2 separate regions of the Homo sapiens genome follow, and region 2 is linked to region 1. The links are chromatin contacts, found by Hi-C in ENCODE. All regions are on one chromosome and are shown on one strand. Each heading gives the region's core, a stretch centred on a gene start or an enhancer-like site at or near the end of the contact. The rest is flanking DNA. Distances are from core to core; before and after follow the strand shown.

What was found. A loop is a pair of places that touch in the nucleus more often than their neighbours do. Pooled maps may share reads with other maps.
Region 2: a loop to region 1 is called in a map of naive thymus-derived CD4-positive, alpha-beta T cell, with 5 times the contacts of the local background. The contact joins the promoter of CHURC1 here to the promoter of ATP6V1D in region 1. A Hi-C loop is called at or near these places in 1 of 168 maps with a recorded cell type or tissue (naive thymus-derived CD4-positive, alpha-beta T cell), 1 of 37 single-sample maps with no recorded cell type and 8 of 50 pooled maps.

What each region holds. Positions count from the first base shown.
Region 1 is chr14:67,356,181-67,362,669 of GRCh38, reverse strand. It overlaps ATP6V1D (ATPase H+ transporting V1 subunit D), which reads left to right and starts at 2,866. Exons shown (of 9, transcript NM_015994.4): 1 at 2,866-3,012. The coding sequence starts at 2,972. It overlaps EIF2S1 (eukaryotic translation initiation factor 2 subunit alpha), which reads right to left and starts at 2,342. Exons shown (of 8, transcript NM_004094.5): 1 at 2,214-2,342. It also overlaps a transcript of GPHN not described here. RefSeq lists enhancers at 2,087-2,886, 2,907-3,126, 2,969-3,755.
Region 2 is chr14:64,910,783-64,917,271 of GRCh38, reverse strand. CHURC1 (churchill domain containing 1) reads right to left here and starts at 2,817. Exons shown (of 4, transcript NM_001386928.1): 1 at 2,738-2,817. The coding sequence starts at 2,776. It overlaps CHURC1-FNTB (CHURC1-FNTB readthrough), which reads right to left and starts at 2,911. Exons shown (of 14, transcript NM_001202559.1): 1 at 2,738-2,911. The coding sequence starts at 2,857. RefSeq lists enhancers at 2,548-2,817, 2,968-3,017.

The DNA of each region.
Region 1 (6,489 bases), core at 1,617-4,116:
TATTTGGTCCTCAAGAAGTGTCAAATCAGGCAATTAACATAGTAAACTCGGGGAACAACTCTAGCCTTGTGTTCCAGTCCTTGCTCTGCTACTTACTAGAAGTGGCTGCTTGGGAAAGATAACATCCTTTGAACTGTAGTTTCTCATCTGTGCCATGTACATCACAGGTTTACTGAGGGTATCACATGTATACGTAAAAACATTTTGAAAACCATTATGTGCTAGTCAAACATAAAATATTGAAAGAAAAAGAAGGTATTTCCATTTTGTAATATAATAATTTGTTAATTTTTTTTTCAGTAGCTACTATGTACTAAGCACTAATGATACAACAAGAAAGACTCTTACCAGGCCAGGCGCAGTGGCTCACACCTGTAATCCCAGCACTTTGGGAGGCCGAGGCGGGTGGATCACTTGAAACCAGGAGTTCGAGGCCAGCCTGGTCAACATGGTGAAACCCCATTTCTACTAAAAATACCAAAATTAGCTGGGTGTGGTGGCAGGCACCTGTAATCCCACTACTATAGTGGCTGAGGCAGGAGAATCCCTTGAACCCAGGGGCAGAGGCTACAGTGAGCTGAGATCGTGCCACTACACTCCAGCCTGGGCAACAGAGACTCTGTCTCAAAAAAAAAAAGAAAAAAGAAAAAAGAAAAAAAAAAAAGACTCTTACCTAAGTAATTAAGTATAGAGTGGGAAACAAACTAGCAAGCAAATAATTACAATACAAAGTACTATGAAAGGGCACAGTGAAGCAATGAACAGGAAAGGTGGAACAGAAATACTAAATTATAATACTTCCTTAAGAACAAATGCTTAATAAGTACTAGCGTAGGAGCTAAACTCAAGTAATCCGACATCAAATCCAGAATGTCTTTAACCCACAGAACCTCAATATCACAACATGCTATAATACTCTTATGTGTTCTGATGTAAAAAGTATCAGCCACCTTTCAAAATATATCAACCAAACTCCAGGCTAATTTCAAATACCCTGCATAGTCAGTTATTTTGCATGACAAATGGTAGGTAGGACTTCTTTCTCAAAACAGTGCATGGTCAAACTGCTATAATGGATATAGAAGTTCACATTCCTTTCCAAAATATATTATGTGATGGGGACAACTCTCGTGATAATTCTAATTTGGATCTAACACGTATTAGGAATGCTCTCTGAATGCTAGTTCTTGGTATAGGAGTGCTACATAAGTAAAGCTTTTATTTCATCATTATAGTTGAAAAAGAAAGTTATCACCGAATCTCTACAAACATTACTGTGCATGAGACAACTACATCTTTTGGCACCAGATGAACTAAGAATAGGTAGCAAAGTTCTGTACAAGTCACCCCCAAACTATTGACAGAGATTGTTCCTTGAATAACAACTCAATTGAGGGGAAATAAAGACTTCTCTGCTATACTTTTTCTCGAAGAAACCATGTTTTTTGCTTAATAAAAATTTAAAAAGCCTAAGTTTTGAGGATAAAGAGACCTCAGCATGACTGTGTATTTAACCCGAAAATATATCCTTATCTTAGGTTTTAGTTATGCTTAACTAACATAGTTAACCTAACATATGCTTAACACAGTTCTATTCTCATTGTCGCCAAAATACGACAAACTGATAGTAACAGTAATAAACTCAAGTCTCATTTAGTTTTGGTTCAAGGGGTGACTCATTCAATTATCAGATGAAAAACTACTCGGACCCCGCTCTTTCCAACACGGTGCCCGTCCCACAGGTTTCTCAGGTAAGAGGCCAGTTTGGTTTCCACTGAGACGCAGGGGAAATTTTTGGTAGAGCTGTTGGGGCGGAAGAAAAGATGGAATTCTCAAGCCTGGAAAAAGCAAAGTGCTCAGCGTCCTGAGCCGGGGTTAAGAGTTACGGTGTCACAGCGTTCTCCTGAGACCGCCCCATCGTCATGGCATTCTCACTTTCGGCATATTGTAGAGGCTGTACAATCCACTCGGCCCACTTTCCTTCACGAGATTCCTCTGCTCGAACAACGATGCCTCTGGAACACAGGATGACCTACACGGAGCCGGCGAGGAGGCCCACGACAGCGCGGGTGGTGGCGGTGCTGTCCAGCCACTTCCCGCGCAGGGACGGGAAAGGGAGGTATTAGCCCGGGGCCTACCCGCTCTCGAACACCCATGTCACTGGACACAAACCAAAGTGAGTTCCTGGAGAAACCGAGCTTGGGATTAGTCACCTGAGGTATGTGTGTGATTCCCGCACTGGAGCCCAGAGCCGACTTCTTCAATCACAGAGACCAGACTTGCTTCCCCCTCACCGGCCGCCGATCCTCCTCAGCGTGCGCTTCGCTCACTCCACCGCGCATGCGGAACCTCCTCGCATGCGCAAGCGCTGAACGAATAGAGGCCCCTCTTCATCATTAACCATAGAGTCTGGGTCCTCCGAGAACAAGGACGAATGTAGATCATGGAAGGACCTGAAAAGTACTGTTTCTCGCTATCTTAGCTTTAGCTAAGTAACCTTCAAGGCGCGAGAAAGACATAGGACTCCGATTCCTTGCCTCTGAAGAATGAATCCTCTTTCAAAGTTTCAGCTAACCATGAGATGGCGCTGTGACCAAAGACGAAAGGTGGAGAAAGACAAGGCGTGCACGCTTCGCTCCTAGTCTTTGGCCTGGCGCGTGCCGCGTATTGCGCAGCCGCAGGGAAGCTGGATGGGGAGGGGTTGGGAGGCGAACCGGAATTGAGGGGTGGTTCCGCGGTGCGCGCGCCTCGACATCCGGGCAACGCCTCTGTTCTGTCCTCCCCCTTCGTCGCCTGTGACAACCGGAAGCGGAAGTGAAAATGGGTGTCCCTGCTGCCTCTTAGCAACAAGAGGGGTCAAGTGACACAACCAGCTGACTCCCGTAGAGGAAGACACTGTGGAGGCCAGTTCTGGAGCTATTGCAGCCTCGGTTGCCCGGCCGGGGACCCGAGCCGAAAAGTTATCGTCAGAATGTCGGGCAAAGACCGAATTGAAATCTTTCCCTCGCGAATGTAAGTAAAGGAATGGGATAAGCCGCTTTCACAGGTTTAGGAACCCGGAGCGCGGTCCCTTCAGACCCTGGGCCACAGTGAGGGTCCTTGTTTCCTGGGAGGATCCTGAGCTTTTCCCAGGTTCTTTTCTTGAGTCTAGGGCGAGGCTTCCTGACGGCCTCTTCGCGCATTCCTCCTGAGTGAATCAGGCTGGACGAAGCGATCCCAGCCGGTAGGAAAAGGCGCCCGGCCGGCGGGCTTTTGTGGAGGTCTGCTGTCTTTATTCATTAATGGATTCATCCATTCCACATACCCTTATTGAGCCGGGCACTGGATTTATATAACTGAACCGTCGCCACCTCTGCCCTACAGAGCTCACAGTTTACGTAGCCAGACATTCGTCTGGAAAGGCCAAGGAGGTTTTAATAAATGCTCTGAGAAGGGAAGTTTACTGAGGATATAGAAGAGGTCCCTAAGCCAAAGTGGGGATGGAATCGAATCGCCCTAGCATAGCCCTCGGATTCGATCTTGGATCCCCTTACTCATTTTCCAAGATCCCGCCAAATGTCACCTGCTGTGAGAGGATATCCCTGTGTTTCTGAGGCACTGCTTTTGCTCTCTCACCGCTGCACCTTGTTCAGACCTGTGTTAATACCGGTCATCACGCTGTAAAGTAGATATTTGTTTATGTGTCTTTCTCTCCCACTAGACTGTGGGCTCTCTCCAGGATGAAAGAGTGTCTTAATCCATAGAAGGTCCACAAAAAAATATTTCTTGAAAGAACTCATGCTTGGGAATACGCTCAGTTGTGGGCTGCCTTTCTTTTGGGGCCTGAATTCTTTGTCAGGAAAATGGCATATCACTGTAGGTGTTTGGCTAGTTTGTAAGGAAAATTTTGACGTTTTCTCAAATGTGCCTAACAACTTGCTCCCTTTCTCCTCCTCATCCTGTTTATTTTTATTTAGTTTGTTGTTTGTTTGTTTTAATAAGAGACAGGGTCTCCCAGGCTGGGGTGCAGTGGTATGATCAGAGCTCACAGCAGCCTCAAACCCCTGGGCTCAAGTGATCCTCCGGCCTCAGCCTCCCTGGCGGCTGAGATTATAGATGGGAGCCACCGCGCCTGGCTTTCCCTTTTTCTTTTCAGTGAGGAAGCAGAAAATCAGTTTTGACCCTGACATTTAGACCCTTTTATTGTGGTCCTATCTCTGTGGGGGTGTTTTGTTGTTTTTCCTCATTCTGTCCTTTGAGAGAATCTGAGGATGCTTAAAATAAAAGTTATATTCAAACCTGAAGCCCAGATTTCTTTCTGCCCGGTGACTAAATAGCTCTTAATGAAATGAAGTTTTTAAATTTTTTACCTTCACCTGTTGACTTTCTAATAGCTGTTTGCACTAAGTAGGCAGCAAGCTAGTTGTGGGGAAATAAAGATGAGGACTATCCCGAGGTAGTGACAACTGCAGAACTCCTAGGACGTGATGACTCAGTCAAAACTTCTGCACTGAAAGACATCGACACTAGTTTATCTTCTAGCAATGTAAGGCCTGCCCCTAGGGTGACCCCAGGCCGCCCCCCGCCGCCCCCGCCATTAAAATGCCTGCCTGAAAAAGCTCAAAGCTAGGGGGAGAATTTACTGTTTGTTCTAGTCAACACCTAATTGATAGACCCCTCTCGTTCCCTTTTTAGAGCATTTACGAAACAGGCTTACAATTGTTAATATGTATCTCTTCCAACTCTGAAGTGTCCCTTCAAGTATCTTTGAGAGCCATTTCTTTGAAACGTAATCATCAGGAGGGATAGGGGCTTTGTCTCCCAGTCTGTGTGAGAGGATAGAATAGTAACTTACTAATTGCCAGGTAGTATGGCGTTTACACTGACCAACACTTTAAGGTTTCTCTTCTCTGACTCTTCTTGCGGCTGGCTCCCTGCCACTCCCTTACTCTCTTTTTTAAAATGGCCAGTCACCTCTGCACAAATGAGAATTGAGCTCAGCCCTTTCCCCTACTATCAGTGGTTTACTGAATAAAATCTGTTTTCACTACTTTAACGAATGTCTGGCTGGGTTTATCTTTGACAGCAGTCAGAATAACTTTTTTGTTTTTACTTTGAAACTTTTACTTTGAGACTAAGAGGCAAAAATAGACATCTTTGGGCTTAGGTAAGAAAATGATAGGCTCATGAAGGTGAAACTACTATTTGAAAGCTCTCAGCTTGCTGATTGAGAGGAAAATCAGGTGCAGGAAATAATCTCTTCTCTAAATATTTTCCCCATGGCTGGCAGCAGGCTTTTTGTCATGTAGTCAGATGTCTTTGATTCAGCTGGAAGAAAAGTCATCATCCTAGCTAAAGGTCAAACTTTTTGAGTAGGACTGAGCAGCTCTGAAACATGTAAAGGAGCAAGTTTTAAAAGCCATAGGCTAGAAAATATACTGGCAGCTTGTTTCACAGACATTTCCATTCAACAGTATTATTCTGTGATGTTACTTTCACCCACTTTCGTACCAGAGAAAGCAAAAACAATTGTAGAGTGGAAGTAAAAGACGCATGAAAAATTTGGAGTCAACAGAAGTCCACTAAATCCAGGTTCTGCTACATATTAGCTGTAAGTGTGCACGCTGCTCTTAGAGTTTCAGGAATTAAAATTGCCCATTTCACAAAGATGCCATTCCCTAGGAGGAAAATAAAATTAACATGGTAAATTCAATTTTATCAACCAGTTTACCTTTTACTATAAACTGGCTGGAATATGCAGTACTACAATTTGACTTAAATTTGATCCAGCTCTTTGAGCCCAAGTTCTAGTATTTACTATCAACAATACATTATGTTAAATGCACACATTGAGATGGATAGCTCCTTCTCAGGCTGGAAACTAAACGACCTTCACTTGATAAGACCTCTTGTGAGACCAGTCAGTGCAGAGTCAGCCAGTGATAATTGTTCTCTTTAAGGGGAGGCACATGTTTGGGGTACAGTGAACGTAGGTTGGAGCCTTAGTTTGAGCATTGGGAAAGTCAGTGGAATCAAAAGTCTGGTTCAAGTCCCTGCCCTGCCTTTTCTTCACTGAGTAACTTTGAGAAAGTTGTTTTACTTTTCTAAGCCTCATTTTTCTAATCTTTAAGTTAATGTCTAAAGTCCCTTTCAGCTATAGAATTGTCTTAGTGATCTTAGCCCTATGGTAAAAGATTCCAGTATAATTTAAGAATTTGGCCAAATGGTGTTTGTTTGTTTTTGTTTTTTTTTTTTTGTTTTTGTTTTTTTGAGGCAGGTTTTCCCTCTGTTGCCCAGGCTGGAGTGCAGTGACCCGATCTTGGCTCACTGCAACCTCTGCCTGCCAGGTTCAAGTGATTTTTGTGCCTCAGACTCCTGAGTAGCTGGGACCACAGGGATGCAGCACCATACCCAGCTAATTTTTGTATTTTTTGGTAGAGATGGGGTTTCACTATGTTGGCCAGGGTGGTCTCGAACTCCTGACCTCAAGTTATCCACCTGCCTCGGCCT
Region 2 (6,489 bases), core at 1,568-4,067, 2.4 Mb after region 1:
TTTTTGTAGAGACAGGGTTTTGCCATGTTTGAGACTGGTCTCAAACTCCTGGGCTCAAGTGATCCACCTGCCTTGGCCTCCCAAAGTGCTGGGATTACAGGTGTGAGAACCGTGCCCAACCTAATTCTTTCTTTGAAATAAGGTCTTCATTATCTCATGCCTACACCACTGTTGCCATGGCTCCTCAAATGCCCTGTGGAGTTCTGTCTTTACACACCCTCTACCCCACCATTTCAACATTCAGCCATAAGATTCATTTTCCTAAATAACAGATTTCAGAATCATTTCTCTATTAAAATTTTGATGGTGGCCCAATGCCTAAAATGTAAACTCTAAACTTCTCAATATGACTTTTAAGTTTTACAATAACTCCACTCTTAAGAATCCAACCTAAGGCCCGGCGCGGTGGCTCACGCCTGTAATCCTAGCACTTTGGGAGGCCGAGGCAGGTGGATCACGAGGTCAGGAGATCGAGACCATCCTGGCTAACAAGGCGAAACCCTGTCTCTACTAAAAATACAAAAAAATTAGCTGGGCATGGTGGTGGGCACCTGCAGTCCGAGCTACTCGGGAGGCTGAGGCAGGAGAATGGCATGAACCAGTGAGGCGGAGCTTGCAGTGAGCCGAGATCATGCCACTGCACTCCAACCTGGGCGACAGAGCAAGACTCCATCTCAAAAACAAAAACAACAACAAAAAAGAATCCAACCTAATCTCTTTAATATTCTCTACTGCAAACTCCTCCCTCATGGTCTCATAATAGCTCATGTTTATTACTGGTTTCATAAAAATCTTTTTAAACTTTAAAAAAATGAAATAGTACATAGTAAAGTACATGAAACATAAATGTAGCGAACAAGAAATGATTATAAAGTGTACATCTGTAGAACCACCACCCAAATCAAGAAATAAAACACTGCTTGCACCCGGGAAGACTTTTTCTCATGTGACCCTTCTTGATCACACCCTAATCCCTTAGGAGTAACCACTATCTCGACTTAACAGTAATTGTATACGTTCCTTACAGTTTTACCACCCAGGTACATCCTTGAATAATATATTTTGGTTTGCCTCTTTTTGAATTATACTTTATGTGTTCTTTCATCAACACTATTTGTAAGACTTTTCAGGCTGCTGTGTAATTCTAGTTTGGTTTCACGGCTATAATTCAGGGTTTCTCTACCTCCACACTATTGACATTGGGAGTGATACTTTGTTGTGGTGGCTGTCCCATGTATTGCTGGATGTTTAGCGGCATCCCTTGCATCACCCATTAGCAGTCAGTAGTACTTCCCCTTTTGACACCCAAAAAATGTCTCTGGATATTGCCAAATGTCTCCTAAGAGCCAAAAATCACTCCTGGTAGAGAACTACTGCTCTAATTCATTCACTTCCATTCCTCATTCATTAATGGTGTTCCATTCTAATGAATGTATCAGTTACTTTTCCAATCTACTACAAAAATAATGCTGTTATGAACACTTATTTATAAAAGTCTTCAGAAGCATATACACATGCATTTTTCTAGAATGGGAATCACTGGGTCATGTCTGTATTTTATAAGGCTCACCCGCTTTTTCAAAGTAGTTGTACTACAGGAGAATTCATACTGTTATACATGCTACTCAAAAGCCTAAGTATTACCCATAAGATACTAAGACATAAGGAACTACAGAGACTTTCTCCCTCCTTCCCAACCAATGCACAAATTCCATTTCTGTAATTTTCCCCCATCCTCCAGCTCCTCACCTTCTTTTCTACCCTAATTACAACTGTCCTTCAAGTCTTAGATGATGTCCACCTTTTCTCAGGGGAGAACAGCACTATCCCCTATTGCCCTCCCCTTTCCCTAAACTTGAATAGCATTTCTGAACTGAGCTACTCATTTTTTGTTAGTCACATACTCCCCAAAACTGTAAGCTGTTAGGCAGCACCAAAGGTGCCTTTTAATTTCTTCTCTGAAACAAATAATCCAGCTGGACGTGGTGGCTCATGCCAGTAATCCCAGCACTTTCGGAGGCCAAGGCGGGAGGATCACTTGATCCCAGGAATTTGAGACCAGCCTGGGCAACAGCAGCACCCTGTCTCAAAGAGAGGAGAAATAATCCCTTTCTGGCCTAGCAAAGTAATCTAACTACACATATATAAATGTTCAACAAGGATGCCTTGAATGAATGAGAATAGACAAGCTTTGCAAACTCCTGAACCTGAAAGTAACTGAGATTCAGAAGGCGGTAACAGGCAGGAAACCTAAATTCTAGTCCTGGCTCTCATCCATGCAACTAGAATGTGAACTTGGGCAAGTGATTTCCCCTCTCTGGGCATCGGTTTCTTCATCTGCAAAAGTGTTAGAACAGATGACCACAGAGGTCCCCTCCAGCGCTAGAATTCGGTAAGAAAATTGTACTTCATCAAATCGAGCTTGAGGATGAGACCGGAAGTGGGGGTGGGGGAGTCCCTCGGTTGTCGACGGGGGTTGTGGTGGTGGTGGGGTTCCTCTGTTGCTCCTTGGAGCTCAAGAGAACGGCCACTACAACTGAGGTCAGCCGCCAGGGCGGGTACCAGAGGTGCAGACCGCCACAGGCCATCCCTGGTGTGCCTAAATACCGCTACTGGGTCACCGGGACCGGCAGTGCGGCCGAGTCCGCCCCACGTACGGCCTCTCTGGGAAGGCCAGCCTTGGATATGAGACACCTCGGGGGCCGCCCGCGGGCCAAGGGAGCGCCCAGTCGCTCACCCGGTTGGGATATTCCTTCTCCACACAGTCGCCACACATCGCGACGCAGTCAACAGGGAATGTCCTCCAACGCTTCCGGGAAGACGAAACCTCGCGAGAACTGAGATACGGTTGCCGCATGCGCCCAAGTACTCGACTCCTGGGTATTCCGTCTCGGGAACCGAGCCGAAGTCTCCGCCCCTTAGCAACTGTTGTCAAGGCAGGGCACAGTCTCCTTGGCACCGTGCGTGGGCAAAGGGTGGGGCTTCAGAAACCTTTGGAGACAGACGAAGAAATCTTGTGCGCTAACAGATGTGACGGGAAGGGAAAGGGATCTTGGGCTGAGCGAAGTTCTCACAGACACCTTCCTGAGCTTAGGCTGACAAGAAAGGCAAATCACGACACACAAGAAAGGGAATTATTTCTCGCTACCGCATATACAAATCTGAAATGTTAATGAATACATTTCTGTACCATTTCTTAAGGCAATGAGAGTGAATAAGAGACCAGATCTCAGCAGGTGAATAAACAGTAACCGAAGTGTTTGGGAAGAGACACTCAGAGTGCTGCAGAAAATCTCCTAAAAAAACACTTAAAATATTAGTAATAATTGGTCATTCCAGAGTCCTCTGGAGGACATAGCAACGAGGAACGTATTTCTATCTCTCTCAGGTGTCACAGAAGCACCTCAGTGGCGGGCAAGCACTATGTAAATAGAAAAATGGCCAGGTCATCAGCCATCCCATTACTGGGTATATACCCAAAGGATTATAAATCATGCTGCTATAAAGACACATGCACATGTATGTTTATTGTGGCACTATTCAGAATACCAAAGACTTGGAACCAATGCAAATGTCCATCAATGATAGACTGGATTAAGAAAATGTGGCACATATATACCATGGAATACTATGCAGCCATAAAAAAGGATGAGTTCATGTCCTTTGTAGGGACACGGATGAAGCTGGAAACCGTCATTCTGAGCAAACTATCGCAAGGACAGAAAACCAAACACCGCATGTTCTCACTCATAGGTGGGAATTGAACAATGAGAACACTTGGACACAGGGTGGGGAACACCACACACCGGGGCCTGTCGTGGGGTGGGGGGAGGGGGGAGGGATAGCATTAGGAGATATACTTAATGTAAATGACGAGTTAATGTGTGCAGCACACCAACATGGCATATCTATACATAGGTAACAAATCTGCACGTTGTGCACATGTACCCTAGAACTTAAAGTATATTAAAAATAAATAGATTTCAAAAATTATCTAATTGAATTGACTGCAGATATTTTGATTTCAGATTTGCACATCCATTTATAAATGACCTATTGGTTCACAGATTAAAAAACCAATAAACATATGTGCTTCCAAGAAAAGAAAGAAAGAAAGAAAAATGGCCAGGTCAGTTGTTCCTGCATCATTTCCCAATCCTGTGGGTCTCAAAATGCTTGTGCTTGTTGCCCCGCCTCATCCTTTCTCTCTGTATTGAAAGCATCTTATTTATTCGCAACGACCTAATTAACTTGCAGACGAATCTCCGAAGTTTGTCTCTGTTTCTGAACAATGCGTCTTTATCACACTCCTCTACCCCAATGGGAACATCAACATCCTCCCTCAGCCCTGCTTTATTGCTGTCATGTCAGGGAAGAAAGATTGGGGAGCCTGGGAGACTCTGGGATCCAGATTCCTTAAAGAAGAGATTAATAACCATTTCAAAGCACACCAGTTTAAATGGGTTTGCTAATATGGGAATTATTTTTCCACGGAAGCACTGAAGTTGTAACCTTTAGTATTTCAACTTCTAGTAAGTATCTGCAACTGTTATTAAAAATCATAGGTGTGCTAAGAAACACTGCAAGAACTAGAGCCATCAGAGTTTACCTTATTCTTAGAATAATTATAATACCTCCCATTTGTATGACATTTTCAACCTTTCAAAAGTGTCCTCATTTCAGTTTCTAATTTTATGCTATTACAATCCTATGTGGTTGGTAAGAAAAATATGTCTCCTCTTTTCAGATAAGGAAACCACAGAAGTGAGTGGTTAAAGGTCTTGTCTATGGTAACAAAGCTACTCAGTAGTCAGCCAGGGCTAGGACTCTGTTGCTATCCTTATCTCAATTTCTTTCTAATACAGTAGCACTAGCCACTTATGGCTATAAAGCACTTTAAATATGGCAAGTTGAACTGAGATTGTGCTGTGAGTACATTCTGCACACCAGATTTGGAAGATTTAGTATTAAAATATATAAGAATCTCATTAATAAATTTATATGATTACGTTGAAATAATTTTTGACGTACTGGGTTAAATAAAAATGTATTATTAAATTAATTTCACCTGCTTTTTTAATGTGACTACTAGAAAATTAAAAATTACACATGTAGCTCTCATATTCCTATTGGACAGGGCTAGTCTTTTTTTCTTCTCTCTCTCTCTTTTAAGGCAGTCTCACTGTGTCACCTCGGCTGGAGTGCACTGGCATAGTCTCGGCTCACTGCAACCTCTGCCTCCCAGGTTCAAGCGATTCTCATGCCTCAGCCTCCCAAGTAGCTGGGACTACCGGGGCACACCACCACAACCGGCTAATTTTTTGTAGTTTTAGTAGAGATGAGGTTTCACCATGTTGGCCAGGGTGGTCTCGAACTCCTGGTCTCAAGTGATCCACCTGCCTCGGCCTTCCAAAGTGCTGGGATTACAGGTGTGAGCCACTGCACCTGGCCCAATTCTTTCTCTTCATCCATTTTTAAATGGTTTCTCTGTTTTTAAAGCCTAATACTGACTTTTAATCCTTTGCTACTCCCCAGCTACAATTTAGTCTGAGAGATAAAATGAGCACAAATACTAATAATTACTGGCAGATTGGGGTATAAGAACACAAAATGATGAGACTACACCCAGGGGGAGGATTAGGAAAGAGGAATTTGGGCCTTAAAGCATGTTTAGAATTTCAAAAAGCAGAGTTTTGTTTTGTTTTGTATAGAAATTTCAGGTGAACCATGCCAAGGAGTTTGGATTTTATTCTGCATGTGGTAGGGAGCAACTGAAGGTTTGAGCAGGAGAGTGTTGCCAGAGTTGTGGTTTAAAATTATTTTAGGCTGGGTGTGGTGGCTCACACCTGTAATCCCAGCACTTTTGGGACGCCAAGGCAGGAGGGTAGCTTGAAGCCAGGAGTTCAAGACCAGCTTGGGCAACATAGTGATGACCTCAAAAAATTTTTAAATTAGCCTAGTGTGGTGGTGTGCACCTGCAGTCCTAGCTACTCAGGAGGCTGAGATGGGAAGATCTCTTGAGCCTAGGAGTTTGAGGCTGTAATGAGCTATGATCATGCTGCTTGCACCCCCGCCTGGGCAACAGAGTGAGACTCTGTCCCTAAAAAATAAATAAATAAAAAAGATTATTTTAGCTGCATTTTATTGGGACTTACTGGAACTGGGAAAAAAATGGACATGCCAAAGGCAGACGTTAGCAGGAACCACAAGGGGGAGATGTATAGCTTTCTGCCTCATCACTGAGAATATACACAACAAAAATAAATTAATTAAAAATTACACTAAAGTCATAGATCTTAAAGAGTACACCCATTAGCATGAATTGATTTCATATTCTAAGGCATGAAAGACAATCTACATATTTATGAAATTTTTTTACCTTCCCAGAGTTATATCATAACTTGTTATTAAAATGAGCAAGATAAAAAAAAAAAAAGGTCGGCCGGGTATGGTGGCTCATGCTTGTAATCCCAGCACTTTGGGAGGCTG